2 separate regions of the Homo sapiens genome follow, and region 1 is linked to region 2. Evidence: chromatin loops called from intact Hi-C (ENCODE). Cell type or tissue: stomach. All regions are shown on one strand. Each heading gives the region's core, and the rest is flanking DNA. Links, peaks and the distances in the headings are about the cores only. Region 1 overlaps SRRM3 (serine/arginine repetitive matrix 3). Region 2 has its middle 16 kb from the start of SRRM3.

What was found. Hi-C counts contacts between places; a loop is a spot of excess contacts. Peaks named below come from ENCODE experiments on the same cell type or tissue, not always from the same donor. Only the 100,000 strongest peaks of a DNase experiment are listed, where the experiment ranks them.
Region 1: it touches region 2 in a loop (2.5-fold over the local background); 89 of 110 quality-filtered maps call a loop at or near these places.

The regions. Positions count from the first base shown.
Region 1 is chr7:76,269,557-76,279,959 of GRCh38, forward strand. All of the region lies in intron 11 of SRRM3 (serine/arginine repetitive matrix 3), which reads left to right. Among named protein-coding and RNA genes, the nearest start is that of HSPB1, 28 kb to the right of the region's middle. RefSeq lists enhancers at 3,461-3,570, 3,581-3,670 and a silencer at 9,240-9,289. In stomach, for the core only: no CTCF peak of the experiment used is centred there; no DNase peak of the experiment used is centred there; H3K27me3 peaks cover 4,711 bases.
Region 2 is chr7:76,180,643-76,191,045 of GRCh38, forward strand. No RefSeq gene overlaps it. Among named protein-coding and RNA genes, the nearest start is that of SRRM3, 16 kb to the right of the region's middle. RefSeq lists an enhancer at 4,883-5,548. In stomach, for the core only: no CTCF peak of the experiment used is centred there; no DNase peak of the experiment used is centred there; H3K27ac peaks cover 429 bases; H3K27me3 peaks cover 527 bases.

The DNA of each region.
Region 1 (10,403 bases), core at 2,779-7,778, 89 kb after region 2:
AAAAAGAGAGAGAGAAACAAATGGAAAAAAAGGAAAGCTCAACATTTTTTAACCCCGTCTATGTTTTTGTTTGTTTTTTAGCCTCCCATTTGAAACGTGGTAATACTGTGATTCCATTTCTTGTTTAGCTGGTGAGGGAAGAGGGTGGGCAAGTTTATGTAACTTTTTCTGTTGTTTTGTTTTTATTTCCTTTTCCTTTCTTTTTTTTTTTCCCTATTTTAATGTACAGAAATGCAAACTATCTCTCTGGGTTTTTTTTTTCTATCTTCTATGTTCTAGAATTTTCTTTTTGTGTGTGTTACTGTGGGAACCTTTCCTCTTAATGCAGAGATGGCTTTTGAATTTTAAGTGAACATTAATCATATACACATCTCTATATACTTTTTTTTCCTTTGTAATCTGAATTTAAAAGGGAAGATAACTCTAAAAAAAAAAATCACTCCCACACCAACAGCTCCTGCCAAGTCAGCAGCGGCAGCAAATCCTCCTTTCAACTCCAGGCACAGGCTGGAGCTGCCGCAGATTTTAAATTAACTATAGTGGTGCAGCCTGTGCTGCTGCGTTCCCCAGGAAGCTGGAGAGAAGCGGGAGACCCAGGGAGGGGAAGAGACTTGTCCTGGGTTGCCCAGGGAGCTTCTTGGAGCTTGCTGCTACTCCTCGGTTCAGTTTAGTATAATGGGCTGGACACAGGGGACAGGGAGCAGGACAGGCTGTTCAGGACCATCAGTGTCAGACCTCAGACTCAGATCCTTAGGAAACTGTGGAGGAAGGAGAGATCTGAAGGCACCTGGCAGAGTTTAGCTGAGACACTTCAGGCAAGCAAAAAATTCCATCTTGGGCTGGGCACAGTGGCTCACACCTGTAATCCTAGCACTTTGGGAGGCTGAGGGGGGCGGATCACCTGAGGTCAGGAGCTCAAGACCAGCCTGACCAACATGATGAAACCCCAGCTCTACTAAAAATACAAAAATTCGGCTGGCCATGGTGGCTCACACCTGTAATCCCAGCACTTCGGGAGGCTGAGGTGGGCAGATCACCTGAGGTCAGGAGTTCGAGACCAGCCTGGCTAACATGGCGAACCCCCGTCTCTACTAAAAATACAAAAAAATTAGCCAGGCATGGTGGTGCATGCCTATAATCTCAGCTACTCGGGAAGCTGAGGCAGGAAAATCACTTGAACCTGGGAGGCAGAGGTTGCAGTGAGCGGAGATCATACCACTGCACTCCAGCCTAGGTGACAGAGTGAGACTCCGTCTCGGAAAAAAAAAAAAAATAGCCAGGCGTGGTGGGCACCTGTAAAACCAGCTACTTGGGAGGCTGAGGCAGGAGGATCGCTTGAACCCAGGAGGCAGAGGTTGCAGTGAGCTGAGATTGTGCCATTGCACTCCAGCCTGGATGACAAGAGCGAGACTCTGTCTCAAAAAAAAAAAATCCATCTTGATCTCGAGACTGAGGCCAGTGATGTGGTTACTCCCAACAAACCCCTTTGTTGGCCCATCCCAGGTGATGGTTGAACCCCACAGGACTTTCTGGGTTCTGATGCTTACAGGAGAAACTGCAGCTCCGAGAGGTCAAGTGACTGGCTCAAGGTCACACAGCTATTTAGAGGTAGATCCAAAAGTAGACCCCAGGCAGGGCGCAGTGGCTCACACCTGTAATCCCAGCACTTTGGGAGGCTGAGGCAGGAGGATCACTTGAGGCCTGCAGTTCCAGACTGACTGGTCAACAGAACAAGACTGTATCTCTACAAAAAATATATATATATTTTTAATCAGCCAGGCATGGTGGCATGTGCCTATAGTCTCATCTACTGAGGGAGATGAGGGAGGAGAATCACTTGAGCTCAGGAGTCCAAGGCTGCAGTAAGCCATGATTGCACCACTGTACTCCAGCCTGGGCAACACTGCAAGACCCTGTCACTACAAAAATTTAAAAGAAAAAGCTGGGCATGGTGGAATACACCTGTAATCCCAGCTACTCAGGAGGCTGAGACAGGAGGATTGCTTGAACCAGAAGTTTGAGGCTGCAGTGAGCCATGATTGCGCCACTGCACTCCAGCTTGGGCAACAGAGCAAGACCCTGTCTCAAAACAAACAACAACAACAACAAAAAATAGACTCCAGCCCTCTGACTCTGACCTCTAGACTCCAGCTAAGCTGTGGAGAGGGTGGAAAATGGGAAGCACAGTCCACGAGCCCTGAGCAGAAGGAGGATTTGGGAGGTGGTTGCTGGTTGACTCAGCTCCTGCTTTCCCCCATCAGACCCATCCAGAAATCAGCTTCCTGCTCTCTCATGTCCCTAGGCCAAGGTCTGCCTACACTGAGAGACCTGGGTGCAGGTGGCCCCCACATTACAGAAACTCATATGATTGTTTCTTCTGTGACTCAGGGAACCCTAAACCCTCACAGTTCATACATGTGGGGAAATAAATATCGAGGCACAGAGAGGGAAGAGAGTCACTCAAGGTCACACAATGTAGGATGAAAGAGGAAGATACTGATCAGGAGACCTCCTGGGAGAAGCCCTCCTGTCCAGTCTTACCTGGTGCCTTCACTGGCCTCCCTCCAGCCCCCACCAGCACAACCTGGTGCTAGGCTCACCCTCCCAAGGCCCAAAAAGAGTATACAGAGTTTGCCGTCTTTTCTATTTTATTATTGCATTCCTGTCCCAGGGGCCACCTGCTCACCTTAGAAGTCTCTAGCGTTAGAAGTTTCAGGGGATGGGGCAGGCACAGTGACTTATGCCGGTAATGCCAGTACTTTGGAAGGGCGAGGCACGAAGATCGCTTGAGACCAGGAGTTTGAAATCAGCCTGGGCAACATAGCAAGACCCCTATCTCTACAAAAAAAAAATTTTTTTTAATTAGCCAGATGTGATGGTGCATGCCTACAATCCCAGCCACTTGGAAGGCTGAGGTGGGAGGATCACTTGAGCCCAGGAGTTGGAGGCTACAGTGAGCTATCATCCTGTCTGTAGTCCCAGCTACTCGGGAGGCTGAGTCAGGAGAATCACTTGAACCCAGGAGGCAGAGGTTGCAGTAAGTTGAGATCGCACCACTGCACTCCAGCCTGGGTGACAGAGCGAGACTCCATCTCAAAAAAAAACCCCAAAAAACAAAAAACCCTACAGTGTCCGGGGCTGTCTGGAAGGTGACACCCTTAGGTGAGGGTGGCAGAGAAGGCTCAGGATCATGGCCTTGGGGCTCTCTCTGGCTTCTCCCTGTGGTCCAAATTTTATCATGTAATGGGCAGCCTCGGGTGACCCCCAAGAAGAGGTGCCAAGGCACCCCCTGACCTGCCTTATACAGGAACAGAAAAAGGCAAAAGGGATGAATTTTGCTAAAAGGATGCCAAAGCCAGAGGGAAAGGAGTGGGACTGACCTGAGGCAGGGCCACTCCTCCAGATCGGCTCTGTGGTTGCCTTCCCTTTTAAATGCGCGTTTTCCCTTCACCCATCTGTCCACTCCGATTGGCCTTGTTTAAACAGTGCTTGTCTCCTCTTTCTGTCTGGGGGCACCTTTCTCTCTTCCTGCCTCTCTGTTTCTGTTTGCTTCTGTCATTGTTTCTGTCTTTCTGTTTCTCTTTCTCCTTCTCTTCCCATTTCTATCTCTGCCTGACTTTGTCTGTTCGTCTGTCTCTCTGTCTGCCTCCTGTCTCTCTCTCTTCCTTTCCATCCCTCTCCCCCGGCATGGGCCTCTCTCCCATGCTGCCAGCCCCTCTGTAGCCCACCCTGTGGTTCTCTTCCATCAGCTGCTTCCTGCATGCTCTATGGAGGTTTTCTGTTGTTTGAACAATAAAGAAAGCTTGGCTAGTGGAACCCATTGTTTAAAAAGGAGAAAAAAAAAAGAGCAAACAGAAATGGCCGTGCAAGAGCCCCCTCCCATCCCTGGGATGAGACAAAAGCCACATTGGCCACCCATCTACTGGCTCAGAGGGGGAGCACAGTTTAGGGTCACTGTCTTTCCCCCATTCTGCATTCCCAATGCGGAGACCTTCTTTTCTTTTTTATTATTGCATTCCTGTCCCTGAGCACTGAGAAGGTAGGTATCCCAGCTCCGCTGTGCGCTCTCGCTCCCATCTCCAGATAAGCCCTGCCACTTTGCTTGGTTTGAATGTGGTTTTCTTTCTCTCTCTCAATCTTGCCCTGGTTGGTTTCATATTCCTCCCTTTTCTTTCTTTATTTTAGTGACTACTCATTTGTAACTTGCACTTTCTTCAAATGAGCTACAAAGCTATGTTTCCTGGTTTGTCATTTGGTTTTCTTGACTTTCCCCGACCAACTTTTCTAGCCCATCTCCCCTCCTTCTTCACCTTCCTTGTTCCCTCCTTCTTCCTCTCCATCCCTGACTTCCACCCCTAAATCCTCCTTCACGCCTTCTTTCTCATTCTGTTGTCCGAATGCATTTCTGTGTGGTTTAGCATTCCAAGTTTGTGTTTCTTTCCTGAACTGTATGCTGCAGTGAAGCCAATTTGATTTCTGTTGTCTGGAGTAGCTGCGAAGCCCCTCCTCACCCTTCATCCCTGCCAGCCCCCGGGACTTCGGTCACCCCGCTGGCCTTCAGGGCCCTTTCGGGCAAAAGGCAGTGACAGAGGAGCCAGTGCGGGGCCTCCTGGCCTTCAGATCCTGGAGGAAGTTCTGGCCAAGGTCAGGCACAAGGGAAAAGCCCCATCCCATCCTTGGGGGCCTACTGGGCCAAACGGAACTCTGGGCTTCCTCAAGTCCTTCCCTGGCTGCAGGATGGAGCTTTGGGGTGGGAGCTGCAGGGCTCTGGAGGAGCAACGGGCACCAGGACTGAGCTTCCAGCTTCCATCTATTGGGTGCAATTAGTAGATTCATTTGGGGTGGCAGTGGGCAGGGCAGTGAGCTGGCCAGGAGCAGGTTTGAGACCTAGAAGGCCTACTTAGCAAAGTCTCTGTGAGACAATTTACAGGTAATTTACCTGCCCGCTGCCTGGTCCATGATCCAACTCAGACAGGGGCTCCTTCTACCCTCAGCATCCTTCCATCTTCTGAATTTGAGCAGCTTAATGTGAACCCTCAGAGCAGAACAATTCCAAAAGAACAGCCAGCAGGGACTAGGGGCCCACAGGGTGCAGCGGCAGAACCAGGACTAGGTCCTGGGACTTGTGACTCCCAGCCCAGGGCTCATCCAGCCACACTGAGGGTACTAGAGTCAGAGGTGGACCCTAGGGGACCCCACCTCCGCACCCCTGCCCTTTAAACTGTTTCCTTTCCCACCTGGGAGCAGCTACAGAAATTTGGCATTCTGGCCAGGTGCAGTGGCTCACGCCTGTAATCCCAGCACTCTGGGAGGCCGAGGTGGGCGGATCACTTGAGGTCTGGAGTTTGAGACCAGCCTGGCCAACATGGCAAAACCCCATCTCTACTAAAAATACAAAAATTAGCCGGGCATGGTGTTACATGCCTGTAATCCCAGCTACTTGGGAGGCTGAGGCAGGAGGATCGCTTGAACCCGGGAGGCAGAGGCTGCAGTGAGCCTAGATCGTGCCACTGCACTCCAGCATGGGTGACAGAACAAGACTCAGTCTCAAAAAAAAAAAAAAAAGAAAAAGAAAAAGACATTCAGCATTCCAACCATTATGAGGCCTACACGGGCTTCTATCTTCAGCTTTGAAAAGAGAAGGCCCAGCCACTCATCCCTACCCCACCCCATGTTTATCCCGGAGGCAGGTGTCAGGGAGCTCACCCACTCAGAGCATCCTCCTCAACACTGGGTGGTGCCAGGAGGGCAGACAGCAAGTGGCTCTTGGAAAGGAAGAAAGGGCAAGCTAGGCGAGGTGGTACCACCTGTAGTCCCAGCTACTCAGGAGGCTAAGGCAGGGGTATCGCTTGAGCCCAGGAATTTGAGGCTACAGTGAACCATGACTGCACCACTGCACTCCAGCCTGGGCAACAGAGCGAGACTCAGTCCCTGCTCCCTCAAAAAAAAAAAAAAAAAAAAGAAAAGAAAAGAAGGAAAGTGCTGGTGATCTGACAGGAGAAACTGTGTTGAAGCCCCATGAGGAAGAGGAGGGTCCGTCCTTGAGGAGTTTCTGATATGACCAGGGACCCACGAGTTGGGTGGTCATCTAAGTCCTCAAAGGAAGCAAGAGTAAAACATCTCAGGTGTTTACCTGTTCTTGTCCTTCAGAGTACCAGGACCAGGTGAACACACTGCCCCTTGCTACTCCCTTCCACCATCTTTTCCACTTGACCCTCAGAAATTTCTTACCCAAAGGTTGGGCCCAGTGGCTCATGCCTGTAATCCCAATGCTTTAGGAGGCCGAGGCAGGAGGATCACTTGAGGCCAGGAGTTTGAGACCAGCCTGAGCAACACAGCAAGACCCCATCTCTACTAAAAATAAAATAAAATAAATAGCCAGACATGGCGGTGTGTACCTGTAGACCCAGCTACTGAGGAGGCTGAGGTGGGGGGATCACTTGAGCTCAGGAGTTGGAGGCTGCAGTGAGCTATGATTGCACCATTGTACTCCAGTCTGGGCAGCAGAGCCAGACCCCCATCTCAAAAAATATATATATATATATATTACACAAGCAAAAGAAAACATGTCAGGTAGCAAGTCATAAAAAGGAGAGGAGGGGCTCCTGGGAACAGGGCTCAGAGGCAGGCGAGGTCCCTGATTCACTCACTCACTCACTCATTCATTCGTTCCCACACACACTAAGCAGACATGTGCCCAGCACCTCCTTTGTGCCAGGCCCCATCTGGATGTCCATGCCAGGAGAGAGGCAGGCAGACCTGGGCCTCCCAGGATGGAGGACGGACGAAGACCACTGAGCATGATGAGAGGGGAAAAGCTGAAATGTGAGTGGGAAGCTCCTGCTCACCACGGCAGCCCCCTGGCTAGCACGGCCTGGCAGAGTCCATATGGAAGGAAGGAACCAGGTTCTATGGGATCATAGAGGAGCGGACGTGATGCAGCCTGGAAAAGGCGCCCTGGAGCTGAGGGTAGGGATGCCAATAGGCATTAGCCAGGCTGTGGGTGGGAGGTGGGGAGAGGGGATCCCTGCAAGAGGCACCAAGGCACAAAAAGCAGCTTCCTGGAGGGGAGGTTCGGAGGTCTCTGAGCATCCTATGAAATCCCATAGTGCTTGGCCTTGGATCTTCCCAGGAAGCATGAGACCCAGCCAAGCTGAGGACGAGGCTCAGACTCTGGCAGGCGCATGGTGACCCCTTCCTGAGGACTTCCAGAGGGATGGGTGGAGAAGGACATGAGAGGTGCCTTCCTCCCATCCTCTGCCATCTTGGTACTTGGTGGACACCGCATAGGGTCCCCCAGTCCTTCCTGCACTGCTCTGACCCTGTGAAAGGACCATGAGTTGGTTGTACTCTGAAAAGTCTCCCAACCCCAATATAGGCTGACCCAGCAAAGACTCCGCTTATCCTCATTTTACCAATGGGGAAACTGAGGCTCCCCACCGTCAGGTGACTGCCTTAAGGCGTCACAACAAACTCACACCAGGGCCGATTCCAGGGTGTTCCACTTTTCCAGTGACTATCATCTTGGGCCATGGCAGGCCCGTGACTTGGAGGAGATGAGAAGGAAGTGGGGAAGAACTTGGTCTTCAAAAATAGCAGGCAGGAAGGATCTGGATCAGCACAGGGGATTGGACTTGGGGGCTTGGACCTTGATGGTAGGGGACAGGACCATGATGGGGGTGAACAGCCATCCAACCTAGACCCTTTTTGCTCCTAACACTCCCATCCCACTCTCAGCATAATGTAGTGGGAAGTCAGGAGGGTTCTGCAGTATCTGTGGGAAGGACCCATCACGGCCTGTGGTCTTCCTCGCCTACTGTTGGCTCCTTTCTTTGAGTCAGAAGCAGCTGGCTCAGGCCAGGCGGGGTGGCTCATGCCTGTAATTCCAGCACTTTAGGAGGCCAAGGCAGGTGGATCGCTTGAGGCCAGGAATTCGAGACCAGCCTGGCCAACATGGTGAAACCCCGTCTCTACTAAAAATACAAAAAAATTAGCTTGACATGGTGGCTCACGCCTGTAATCCCTTAGCTACTCAGGAGGCTGAGGCAGGAGAATCACTTGAACCTGGCAGGTGGAGGTTACAGTGAGCCAAGATCGTGCCATTGCACTCCAGCCTGGGCAATAGAGTGAGACTCTGTCTCAAAACAAATAAACAACAACAAAAAAAAAAAAAAAAAAAGAGAGAGAGAGAAAGAAAGAAAAGAAAAAGAAGAAGTAGCTGGCTCAGGTTCAAACTCCAGAGTTGGAGCCAGGGTTCACAGCCAGGCTGATTCCTAAGTTCCGTACTCTGCCCTGCTGCACTGCCTCCCCTAACCAAAGTAGCAAGCAAAGATTTCTTAAAGAAGGAGACCAGCGTCAGCTTGAGTTATGCACTACTGTGAATTGGCTCCCAAGCTTCCCCCACCTCATATGTGTTCACTTTGCACTCTTTGACGACCCAGGGTATAGGACAGAAACTGCAAATATAAAAATCCCAGAGAAGTTCTCATTTGCCTCCTGTTGAGGGAAAAGAATGGTGGGCTGGGGGCGCTTGAAAGTTCTGGGGCACTGGCTGCCTGGCTGCCTCCTGGAGTGGGGGGAGTATGTGTTAGGGGAGCTGATGGTCTCCTGTTGAGAACACAACTGCCATCTCAGAGGGGCCAACCCAAGGCCGGGCACGATGGCTCACACCTGTAATCCCAGCACTTTGGGAGGCCGAGGCAGGTGGATCACCTGAGGTCAGGGGCTCAAGACCAGCCTGGCCAACTTGGTGAAACCCTGTCTCTACTAAAAATATAAAAATTAGCCAGGCGTGGTGGCGGGCACCTGTAATCCCAGCTACTTGGGAGGCTGAAGCAGGAGAATCGCTTGAACCCGGGAAGCAGAGGTTGCAGTGAGCTGAGGTCGTGCCACTGCACTCCAGCCTGGGCAGCAGAGCGAGACTCTGTCTCAAAAATAATAAAAAAATAAAAATGAAAGAGGGGCCAATCCAGCCTCCAACTCTCCTAGCCTAGGGTGAGGGGTGAGCTTGTGATCAGGAGAGTCAGGGGTGCTCAGAGGGGCACCCCAAAACCAGGAAATATCCATTGTGCCCACTTATGCCTGTGTCTGCCCCAAATGGAGACATTAAGCTCTCCCAGGAGAGGTCTTCATGGCCTGATTGGCTTTGGGCAGCTATGGCTAGTGTTCATTGGCTGCTTCAGGCACCAATCAGGAGCCATCTGTGCCTTTCCACCAATGAGGTTGACCTCCTGGGTCTACCTCCATGTTCAGCTCAGCTCCAGCCCTGCAGGGAAAGGCTTGGACAGCACCTTGCCCTCTGTAGGAAACACCCAGGGCCATGCCAAGGAAACTGTGCTCCTTCCAGTCCCTAGCGGCAAGGTGCCCTGAGAGGTGGCAGCATCTTTTGTCTTCTCATCCAAACAGTCTGCCAGTGGCCGGGCTCGGTGGCTCTCGCCTGTAATCCCAGCACTTTGGGAGGCTGAGGACAGAGGATCACTTGAGGTCAGGAGTTCGAGACCAGCACCAGCCTGGCCAACACGGTGAAACCCCGTCTCTCCTAAAAATACAAAAATTAGCCAGATGTGGTGACAGACGCCTGTAGTTCCAGCTATTTGGGAGGCTGAGGAAGGAGAATTGCTTGAACTTGGGAGGGAGAGGTTGCAGTGAGCCCAGATCACGCCAGTGCACTCCAGCCTGAGAGACAGAGTGAGATGCCTTCTCAAAAAGAAAGAAAAAAGAAACAGCCTGCCAAAAGAGCTTGGTCCAGGCACCACCTGGCTTCTAGGACTCGCTTCCTTCCTTAGCAAACAGAATCAAAGTTTTACTAGGTGCCAAGTTCGGTGATAAAAAGTGATGTTACAGAGGTGAATCAGATACCACATCTGCCCTGGAGGTGCTAAAAGTCAAGTTGGTAGTGGTGATCGGAGGATTTTCGGGGAGGAACAGACCTACAAACAGACAAGGACAGTCAACTGCTACTAGATGGAGGGCCAAGGACAGGAGGAGGGATCAGCTCTGTGTAGGGAGGGAGACAGGGAGGGCGGGCAGGGTGCATGCAGAGAATCCTGGAATCTTTGCCCTGGAAGGGACACCAGGAAGCAAAAGCCAACCCTCTCATTTTGTGGATGGAGAAACTGAGGCCCAGACTGGGGAAGTGACGTGGCCAGGGTCACTCGGTGAGATAGAGGCAGGCTCTCAGACTCCTGAATCCCAACCAGGGCCCTTTTGATGGTGCCAGATGCCCTTCCTGGTTTTCTGTGTCCCAATCCTTGTGTCCTAACTCCACTTTTGGAAAAACATTTGCCACCTCTATCCAGCGGTCACCTAAGAGTTGCCCACTCAGGAGCCGGGCGCTGCCAGCCCTTCCTCCAGAGGCGGCGTGGCCTCTTCTCAGGCCTAGAATGGGGTGGTTGCGTTTCTCT
Region 2 (10,403 bases), core at 2,429-7,428:
TTGTATTTTTAGTAGAGATGGGGTTTCACATTGTTGGCCAGGCTGGCCTCGAACTCCTGACCTCAGGTGATCCACCCATCTCAGCCTACCAAAGTGCTGGGATTACAGACATGAGCCACCTCACGTGGCCTAGTGAGTAATTATTTTAATAGCACAGTAGGCCAGGCGCCATGGCTCACACCTGTAATCCCAGCACTTTGGAAGGCCGAGGTGGGCGGATCTCGAGGTCAGGAGATCGAGACCATCCTGGCTAACACAGTGAAACCCCGTCTTTACTAAAAATACAAAAAAAAAATTAGCCGGGCGTGGTGGCGTGCACCTGTAGTCCCAGCTACTCAGGAGGTTGAGGCAGGAGAATTGCTTGAACCCGGGAGATGCAGGTTGCAGTGAACCGAGATTGCACCATTGCACTCTAGCCTGGGCGACAGAGTGAGACTCCGTCTCAAAAACAAAAACAAACAAACAAAAAAACCAGCGTCCTCCCTGCAGATGAGCAGGAGATCGAAGGGCCCAAGAATAAGGTGCTGACCCCCAGCACACACCCACAGAGCTGCCCCCTCCCCAACCAAGCTTTGGCCCAAAGGGAGGGTCCCAATGCAGGGCTTTGGAGTGGTTTCCCAGTGGGTTCACTATTCCCTATTCTCTCCGCAAGGCCAAAGCTAATAAACGAAGTGCTGATCTGCCTCCAAAGCCTCTCCCCAGCCTATTAGATGACAACAGATGTGTATCGTAGGATTCCATATATGGGGGTAAAATGTATTTGCAGTTGAATATAAAAGCATAGAGGCTGGGCACGGTGGCTCGTGCCTGTAATCCCAGTACTTTGGGAGGCCAAGGCAGGAAGATTGCTTGAGCCCAGGAGTTCGAAACCAGCCTGGTCAACATAGTGAGACCTCGTCTCTATCAAAACTAAAAAAATTTTGCCAGGTGTGGTGGTGTGTGCCTGTAGTCCCAGCTACTTGGGAGGCTAAGATGGGAGGATCACTTGAGCTGAGGACCTGGGGTTGCAGGGAGCTATGATCGAGCCACTGCACTCCAGCCTGGGCGACAGAGCAAGATCCTGTCTCAAATAAATAAATGAATCAACAAATAGAAAAAGGTCTTGAAGGACAAACTTCTAGAGTGGAGATGGAAATTGCCTTTGGAATGTGTATTGTGTACTGTCAACTTTTTACTCCATGTATTTAGTGGGATGTGTTGAATTTTGTCCCTAAAAAGTCATACATTGAAGTCCTAACCCCCAATTCCTTAGAATATGGCCTTATTTGGAAACAGGGTCTTTGCAGATGTCATTTGTTAAGATGAGGTCGTGCTGGCGTGGCGTGGGCCCCTAATCTAATGTGACTGGTGTCCTTATAAGAAAAGAAGAGGGGCCAGGCACGGTGGCTCACACCTGTAATCCCCGCACTTTGGGAGGCCAAGGAGGGTGAATCACTTGAGGTCAGCCTGGCCAACATGGCAAAACCCCATCTCTACTAAAAATACAAAAATTAGTGGGGCATGGTGGTGCATGCCTGTAATCCCAGCTACTTGGGAGGCTGAGGCAGGAGAATTGCTTGAACCCAGGAGGTGGAGGTTGCAGTAAGCCAAGATCGTTCCAATGCACTCCAGCCTGGGTGACAGTGACAGAGCAAGACTCTGTCTCAAAATTAAAAAAAAAAAAAAAAAGGAAACAGAGGGCTGGCATGGTGTGGTGTGGTGTGGTGTCTCACACCTGTAATTCCAGCCCTTTGGGAGGCTGAGGTGGGAGGATCACTTGAGGCCAGGAGTTTGAGGCCAGCCTGGGCAACATAGCAAGACCCCATCTCTAAAAAATAGCCAAGTGCAGTGATGCACACCTGTAGTCCCAGCTATTCAAGAGGCTGACGTGGGAGGATTGCTTGAGCCCAGGAGGTCAAGGCTGCAGTGAGCTATGATTGTATCACTGCACTCTAGCCTGGGCAACAGAGTACGATGCTTTGAAAAAAAAAATTTAAAAAAAAAGAGAGAGAGAGAGAAGAGACAGAGACAGCCACAGTGACACAACACCCAGGGAGAAGATGGCCATGTGATAATACAGGCAGAGATGCAGTGATGCTTTTGCAAGCCAAGCCACACCAAAGACTGCCAGCAAACACCAGAAGCTCTGGGAAAGGCCTGGAAAAGATCCTCCCTCACAGCCCTCAATAGGAAGCAACCCTGCTGGCACCTGGATTTCAGACTTCCAGGCTCCGGAGCTGTGCGACAGTAAATTTCTGTTGTTTAAGCTGCTCCGTTCATGGTACATTGTTCTGCCAGCCCCAGCACACGAATACACTTTGTACAGTGAAATATTGCACAGTGAGAAGTCCCTCCTAATAAGGATCAGAATATACAAGAAGTATTCCTTGTGAAATTAGAATTCAAATATGCGGCTAGTCGCGTTGGCTCACGCCTGTAATCCCAACACTTTGGGAGGCCAAGACGGGCGGATCACCTGAGATCAGGATATCGAGACCAGCCCGGCCAACATGGCGAAACCCCAGCTCTACTAAAAATACAAAAATTATCCAGGTGTGGTGGTGGGCACCTGTAGTCCCAGCTACTCGGGAGGCTGAGACAGGAGAATTACTTGAACCCGGTAGGCGGAGGTTGCAGTGAGCCAAGATCGTGCCGCTGCTCTCCAGCCTGAGTGACAGAGCAAGACTCCATCTCAAAAAAAAAAAGCCGGGCATGGTGGCACATGCCTGTAATCCCAGCTATTTGGGTGGCTGAGACAGGGGAATTGCTTAAACCCAGGAAGTGGAGGTTGCAGTGAGCCAAGATCATGCCACTGCACTCCAGCCTGGGCGACAGAGCAAGACTCTGTCTCAAATAATAATAACAATAAATAAATAAATATTTTTTAAAAATTTAAAAATAAAAAGCATGTCATCAAGTCAACCCCTTACTCTAACATGGCTCCCGGACTTGTGTGTGGGTCTTGGCATTTAATGCAGCAACCCCTTATGATTACCCTGGTTTTTGTTTGTCTGTTTGTTTGTTTTCTAGAGACAGGGACTCAATCTGTTGACCAGGCTGGAGTGCAGTGGTACAATCATAGCTCACTGCAGCCTCGAACTCTTGGCCTCAAGTGGTCCTCTCACCTCAGCCTCCCAAGTAGCTGGGACTACGGCCACACACCACCACACCTGGCTAATTTTTTAAAAAATGTCTTGTAGAGACAGGGTCTCACTATGTTACTCAGGCTGGTCTTGAACTCCTAGGCTCAAGCGATCCTCCTGCTTCGGCATCCCAAAGTGCTGGGATCACAGGTATGAGCCACCATGCATGGCCATTTAAGGATTTTGAGATGGGAAGGTTCTCCTACAAATCCCAGTGGGCCCAATGTAATCATAAAGGTTCTCCTAAAAGTGGGCAGGAGGGTCAGAATCAGAGAAGGAGATGTGACCCCAGATGCAGGCCAGAGAGAGAGAGAGAGAGAGAGAGAGAGAGACAGAGAGAGAGAGATTTGAGGATGCTGCAGTGCTAGCTCTGAAGATGGAGGAGGGAACCATGAGCTGAGGGATGCAGCCAGCCTCTAGGAGGTGGAAAAGGGAAGGAAAAGAGCTCTCTGCGACAGCCTCCAGAAGGAACACAGCCCACGGACACCTTGGTATTTATTTTATTTTATTTTATTTTATTTTTTATTTATTTTGAGACAGACTCTCACTCTGTCACCCAGGCTGGAGTGCAGTGGTCTGATCTCAACTTACTGCAACCTCCGCCTCCCGGGTTCAAGCAATTCTTCTGCCTCAGCCTCCTGAGTAGCTGGGATTACAGGCGTGCGCCACCACGCCCAGCTAATTTTTTATTTTTAGTAGAAACAGGGTTTCACCATGTTGGTCAGGCTGGTTTCGAACCCCTGACCTCGTGATCCGCCCACCTTGGCCTCCCAAAGTGCTGGGATTACAGGCATGAGCCACTGCGCCTGGGCTGCCCACTATTTTTATTTTATTTATTTTTATTTTTTATTTCTTTTTTTTGAGACGGAGTCTCGCTCTGTCACCCAGGCTGGAGTGCAGTGGTGCGATCTCGGCTCACTGCAACCTCCACCTCCCGGGTTCATGCCATTCTTCTGCCTCAGCCTCCTGAGTAACTGGGACTACAGGCGCCCGCCACTACGCCCAGCTAATTTTTTTGTATTTTTAGTAGAGACGGGGTTTCATCGTGTTAGCCAGGATGGTCTCGATCTCCTGACCTCATGATCCGCCCATCTTGGCCTCCCCAAGTGCTGGGATTACAGGCGTAAGCCACCGTGCCCAGCCCTGCCCACTATTTTTATATTTTATTTTATTTTATTTTATTTTATTTTATTTTATTTTATTTTATTTTATTTTTGAAATAAGGTCTTGCTCTGCCTCCCAGGCTAGAGTGCAGGGGTGCAATCATAGCTCACTGCAGCCTGGACCTCCTAGGCTCAAGCAATCCTCCCACCTCAGCCTCCCAAGCAGCTGGGATTGCAGGCATGTGCCACCATACCCAGCTAAACATTTTATTTTTTTGTCGAGATAGGGCTTTGCTATGTTCCCCAGGCTGGTTTTAAACTCCTAGGCTCAAGCAGTCCTCCTGCCTTGGCCTCCCAAAGTGTTGGGATTTCAAGTGTGAGCCACGATGCCCAACCTTCTGCCCACTTTAGAGCCATTTCACTCCCCCTAGCTGGCCTCTTTGTCCCAAAAACCCCTGCGTGTGCTTTGTGTCTCTCCCAGGCCCAGCAGGGACAGCTCTGGCAGGAAGCCACGGTAATCCCCTTTCCGATTCTCGGACCCCTCCCCACCTTCCTGGAAGCCCCAGGCCGGCCTGGTACCTCTAAGGAGAAGCCACACGCATGCCACCCTGTCCCTCTGACTGGAGCCTCCCATCATTGTGTGGAGCCCCCTCCTCCCTAAGCCACCAGATCCACCTCAAGCCCCACCTTGCTGCCTAAAAATAACACCTTCGCGTCCTGCTGGCTCCCCAATCCCTCCCTGCCCCGGGATCCTTCTGGTTTGTATTCTCCCAGCTGGCTGTGAGCTGTGAGCCGGCGCCAGTGTGCCAGGCCGACCGCAGGCCCGGAATTAGGTTAACTCCGCTGCAGCCCTGGAGGGAGGTCGCCTGTTTGGGGCCGTGGTTGCGGGTACTGAAAATGCTCCCTTCATGGGCTGGGGCCTGATTCTGTGTTGGGGGAAGGCAGTGACATGTGCCTGGGTGTGTATGTGTCGGGGGCTGGGTACGGTAAGCTTTGACAGTGGTGACTGATGGCAGATATACCCCAGGCTGGGCTGAGCTCGGCTAAAATGTCTGGCTCAGAAAAGAGGGGTGCAGTGGGACCCTCCCAGCTCCTGCTGCAAACCCTAGAGCAAACCCTGGAAATGTCTGCACGCAGAGCATCTTGTCGCCTGGAATCTTCCATCTGCCATCTCACAGAGTCCCAGGAGGCCTCTGAGGGAGGCTGTTCACCCCACATTACACATGGAGAGGCAGAGAGGCGCTGCCCTGAAACCGCCTTTGCAAAAATTACCACAGTGAGAAAATTATGACAGTGAAGGAGATCTGATCTAACCAACCCCCATCTTGCCTTTTTTATTTTTATTTTTTTATTTTTATTTTTTTTTAAGACAGGGTCTCATTCTGTTGCCTGGGCTGCAGTGCAGTGGCACAATTATGGCTCACTGCAGCCTTGACCTCCTGGGCTCAAGTGATCCTCCCACCTCAGCCTCCCAAGTAGCTGGGAACACAGGTATGTGCCACCATGCCCAGCTGAGTTTTGTAGAGGTGGGGTCTCGCTATGTTGCCCAGGCTGGTCAAAAACTCCTGGGCTCAAGCAATTCTCCCACCTCAGCCTCCGAAACTACTGGAATTACAGGCATAAGCCACTGCGCCTGGCCAGGTTTTTGCATTTCTGACGACTGATTGCTTCATCCAGACCCACCAACTGGCCATGTATCCCCACCCAGATGTGCACTTCCTGGCCCCCCAAACTATCCTCAAAAAACCCTGGCCTCCAAATTTTTGGGGAGATTGATTTGAGTAGTAATTCCATCTCTTATGTGGGGTGGCCAGCCTCATGTCAATTACACTCTTTCTTTTTTTTTTTAAGATGGAGTTTCACTGTTGTTGCCTGGGCTGGAATACAATGGCACGATTTTGGCTCACTGCAACCTCCACCTCCCGGGTTCAAGCCATTCTCCTGCCTCAGCCTCCTGAGTAGCTGGAATTACAGGCACCCACCACCATGCCTGGCTAATTTTTGTTTTGTTTTGTTTTGGTAGAAATGGGGTTTCGCCATGTTGGCCAGGCTGGTCTTGAACTCCTAACCTCAGGCGATCCGCCCGCCTAGGCCTCCCGAAGTGCTGGGATTACAGCTGTGGGCCACCGCGTCTGGCCTACGCTCTTTCTTTATTGTAATGCTGTGGTCCCAGGGAATTGGTTTTGTCTGTGGAGTGGGCAGGAAGAACGCATTGGGTGACTACAGCCCCCAGCCAGGCACGGTCCCGGAGTGAGCCTAAGACAGCTATTGCTGTCTTTATGGGATGGGCACGCTGTGCCCTGCTGGGCATGGATGTGGGGTGGGGGAAATTAGCAAGCTCAGACTCAGAGTAGAAGACCTAGCCTGCAGTCACACAGCACGTTGACGGGTGGGTGGCACCTGAATCCTCTGAGCCCCAGCAGACCCTACCCCAAAGTGCTTCTCCTGGGTAAGGGAGTGGGGTCATTGACCTGGCTGTGGTCATTAGCCTGGCTGTGGGCGGGAGTGAGACTGTCTCAGGAGCTCTGGGCAGGGCCTGGTGCTGGGAGCCAAGCCAGGCATCTCCAAGGGGTGCCAATATGACTTAGACACGTTCATTTTGTGGATAATGAATAATTCACATATGCGAATATGGGTATCAGAAATGCTAGAAACCAGTGCATTGAGCCTACCACATCCTGGGCGGCACTGCCTAGAACACAGCTTAGTACAAATATGAGTAGACTTAAAGAAAGGGATAAAGGAAATAGCCCTGCAGGAGGAGTGGAGCGAGAATGTGGACATAAAATATGAATTACAGGCCAGGCACGGTGGCTCACGCCTGTCATCCCAGCACTTTGAGGGAGAGGTGGGTGGATCATTTGAGATCAGGAGTTTGAGACCAGACTGGCCAATGTGGTAAAACCCCATCTCTACTAAAAATACAAAAATTGGCCAGGCGTGGTGATGGGCACCTGCAATTCCAGCTACTCGGGAGGCTAAGGCAGGAGGATCACTTGAACCCGGGAGGCAGAGGTTACAGTGAGCTGAGATCACACCACTGCACTCCAGCCTGGGTGACAGAGGAAGACTCTGTCTCAAAACAAAAAACAAAAACAAAAAAAAAAAAACAAAACGTGAATTACAGCCAGGTGAGGTGCCTCACGCCTGTCATCCCAGCACTCTGGGAGGCCGAGGCAGAAGGATTGCTTGAGCTCAGGAGTCCAAGACCAGCCTGGGCAACATAGTGAGACCCCCGTCTCTACTAAAAAATAAAATAAGACAAAATAAAATAAAATAAAAATTAGCACACTTGTGGTCCCAGCTACCAGGGAGGCTGATGCAGGAGGATCGCTTGAGCTTAGGAGGTTGAGGCTGCAGTGAGCTATGATCGCACCACTGCACTCCAGCCTAAGCGACAGAGCGAGACCCTGTCTCTAAAAAAAAAAAAAGTAAAAAAAGACTTCTGCTGCCTGGGCTTCTCTGGAGTCTGGGGCCCCTTGGACAACCAGGAAAGGCCTTGTGGAAGAGATGGGGCCTCGGGCTAGGACCTCATGAAGGAAACTTCAGTCCATCTCCTCCTGTCTCTGGGTAGCTGGGGCTCCAAGTCAGTGTGGGTGTGCTTTTCCTTCGGATAGCCACCTCTACAGGCTACATTTTCTACTCTCAGCCTCAGCTTGCTAACTTCCCCCACCCCACATCCAGGCCCAGGAGGCACCTGGCACAGGATGGCCATCCCATAAAGACAATAGCTGCCCTGGGCTCACTCTGGGACTGTGCCTGGCTGGGGGTTGTAGCTGCCCGATGGGTTCTTCCTGCCCACTGCACAGATAAAACCAATTCCCTGAGACCACGGCATTGTAATAAAGAAAGAGTGTAATTGACATGAAGCTAGCCATGCCACGTGGGAGACGGAATTATTACTCAAATCAATCTCCCTGAAAATTCGGAGGCCAGGGTGTTTTTTGAGGATAGTTTGGCGGGCCAGGGTCCAATGCATTGGCAGGTATATTAGGCATGGCTGCACAGGCAGGGTCCAATGCATTGGCAGGTATATTAGGCATGGCTGCACAGGCATGGGTGCCCATGTGTTTTTGTTTTCATTTTTGTTTTGAGACAGGGTCTCGCTCCGTCTCCCAGGCTGGAGTGCGGTGGTACAATCTCGGCTTACTGCAACCTCTGCCTCCTGGGTTCAAGCGATTCTCCTGCCTCAGCCTCCCGAGTAGCTGGGATTACAGGCATGTGCCACCACGCCCGGCTAATTTTTGTATTTTTAGTAGAGACGGGGTTTCCCCATGTTGGCCAGTCTAGTTATAAGGGAGTGTGTGTGTTGTGCATGTTGGGAGCTGCATGGGTGTGGGGTGTGCCTGAAGTTTGATTCTCACGGGGTGAAAGAGGTGTGTAAATACAGCCAGTGCATGGAGCATATCATGGGGTGTGAGGGGGGCGTGTAGAAAAGCGTGGGGGATGCATGGCTGTGCGTGTGTGGCATGTATATATGATATACAATACATGGTAGATGTGTGTGAGTCTGGCATGTGGGTGTGGATGTGTGCAATACATTCAGGTGACTGAATCTGTTCTCCTGGCAGACAGATGCAGATGAAACTGGGTCACATTGTCCAAGGTAGCCTCAGCTGCTATCTCTGCTGGCATCTTGCCCCCAGTCGGAACACGGGGACCCAGGTTCAGTGCTCCCAGCCTCCAAGGAGAGACAGCCCACTGCACAATCCTTGGGGGTGAGGGTCCCTGGGCCGGGCACCTGCCCAGTGGACCTGGACACAGGTCCCCAGTATGGGATGAAGGGACTATGATGAGTAGGTGATGGCCAAGGAAAGAGGCGGGGGGCCTGGCACAGTGGCTCACGCCTGTAATCTTAGCACTTTGGGAGGCCGAGGCAGGTGGATCACATAAGGTCAGGAGTTCGAGACCAGCCTGGCCAATATGGTGAAACCCTGTCTCCACTGAAAATACAAAAATTAGCCAGGCATGGTGGCAGGCACCTGTAATCCCAGCTACTCAGGAGGCTGAGGCAGGATAATCACTTGAACCCGGGAGGCGGAGGGAGGTTGCAGTGAGCTGAGATCGTGCCATTGCACTCCAGCCTGGGCAACAGAGTGAGACTCCGTCTCTCAAAAAAAAAAAAAAAAAGAAAAGAAAAAAGAAAGAAAGAAAAGAAAAAAAAGAGAGAGAGGAGCTGCACCTCAGGCCACCATTGTCCTCTGCCCTCTACCACTGCCCACATCATCACCCCATTCTCTCCTCATCCTAACCTTCCCTCTATTGGGCTGGGCAATTTTTGTTGTTGTTGTTGAGACAGAGTTTCACTCTGTCATCCAGGCTAGAGTGCACTGGCGCGATCTCGGCTCACTGCAGCCTCTGCCTCCTGGGTTCTAGTGATTCTCCTACCTCAGCCTCCCGGGTAGCTGGGACTACAGGCATGCGCCACCACACCTGGCTAATTTTTTGTATTTTTAGTAGAGATGGGGTTTCACCATGTTGGCCAGGCTAGTCTCAAACTCTTGACCTCAGGTGATCCACCTGCCTCGGCCTCCCAAAGTGCTAGGATTACGGGCGTGAGACACCACACCCAGCTACTGGGCATTTTAAAAAACTTTTATTGCAGAAAGTATAGAAATCTGGCTGGGCATGGTGGCCCATGTCTGTAATACCAGCAATTTGGGAGGCTGAAGCAGGAGGATCATTTGAGGTCAGGAGTTCAAGATCGGCCTGGGCAACATGGCAGGACCTCATTTCTACAAAAACAAAACAAAACAAAAAAACTTAAAAAATGAACCAGGCATGGTGGCGTGCACCTGTAGTCCCAGCTACCCAGGAGGCTGAGGCAGGAGGATCACTTGAGCCCAGGAGTTCGAGGCTGCAGTGAACTATTATGGTGCCACTGCACTCCAGCCTGGGTGACAGAGCAAGACTTTGTCTCTAAAATAAAAGAAAGTATAGAAATTGTACACACAGAGCCCAGTGCATTTTCACAAATTGAACATATCCATGCATCCAGCACCCAGCTCAAGAAACAGAACATTCTCAACCTTCCTTGTGCCCCCTCTGGTCAGCATCTCCTGCAAATAACTACTCTCTTGATTTTAGACACCACAGAGGAGTTTTGTCAGCCATCATGTTTAACCGCAACACCTGAATCCCTCCCCTAACTCAACAGAGACATTAGCTCCTTTCTGCA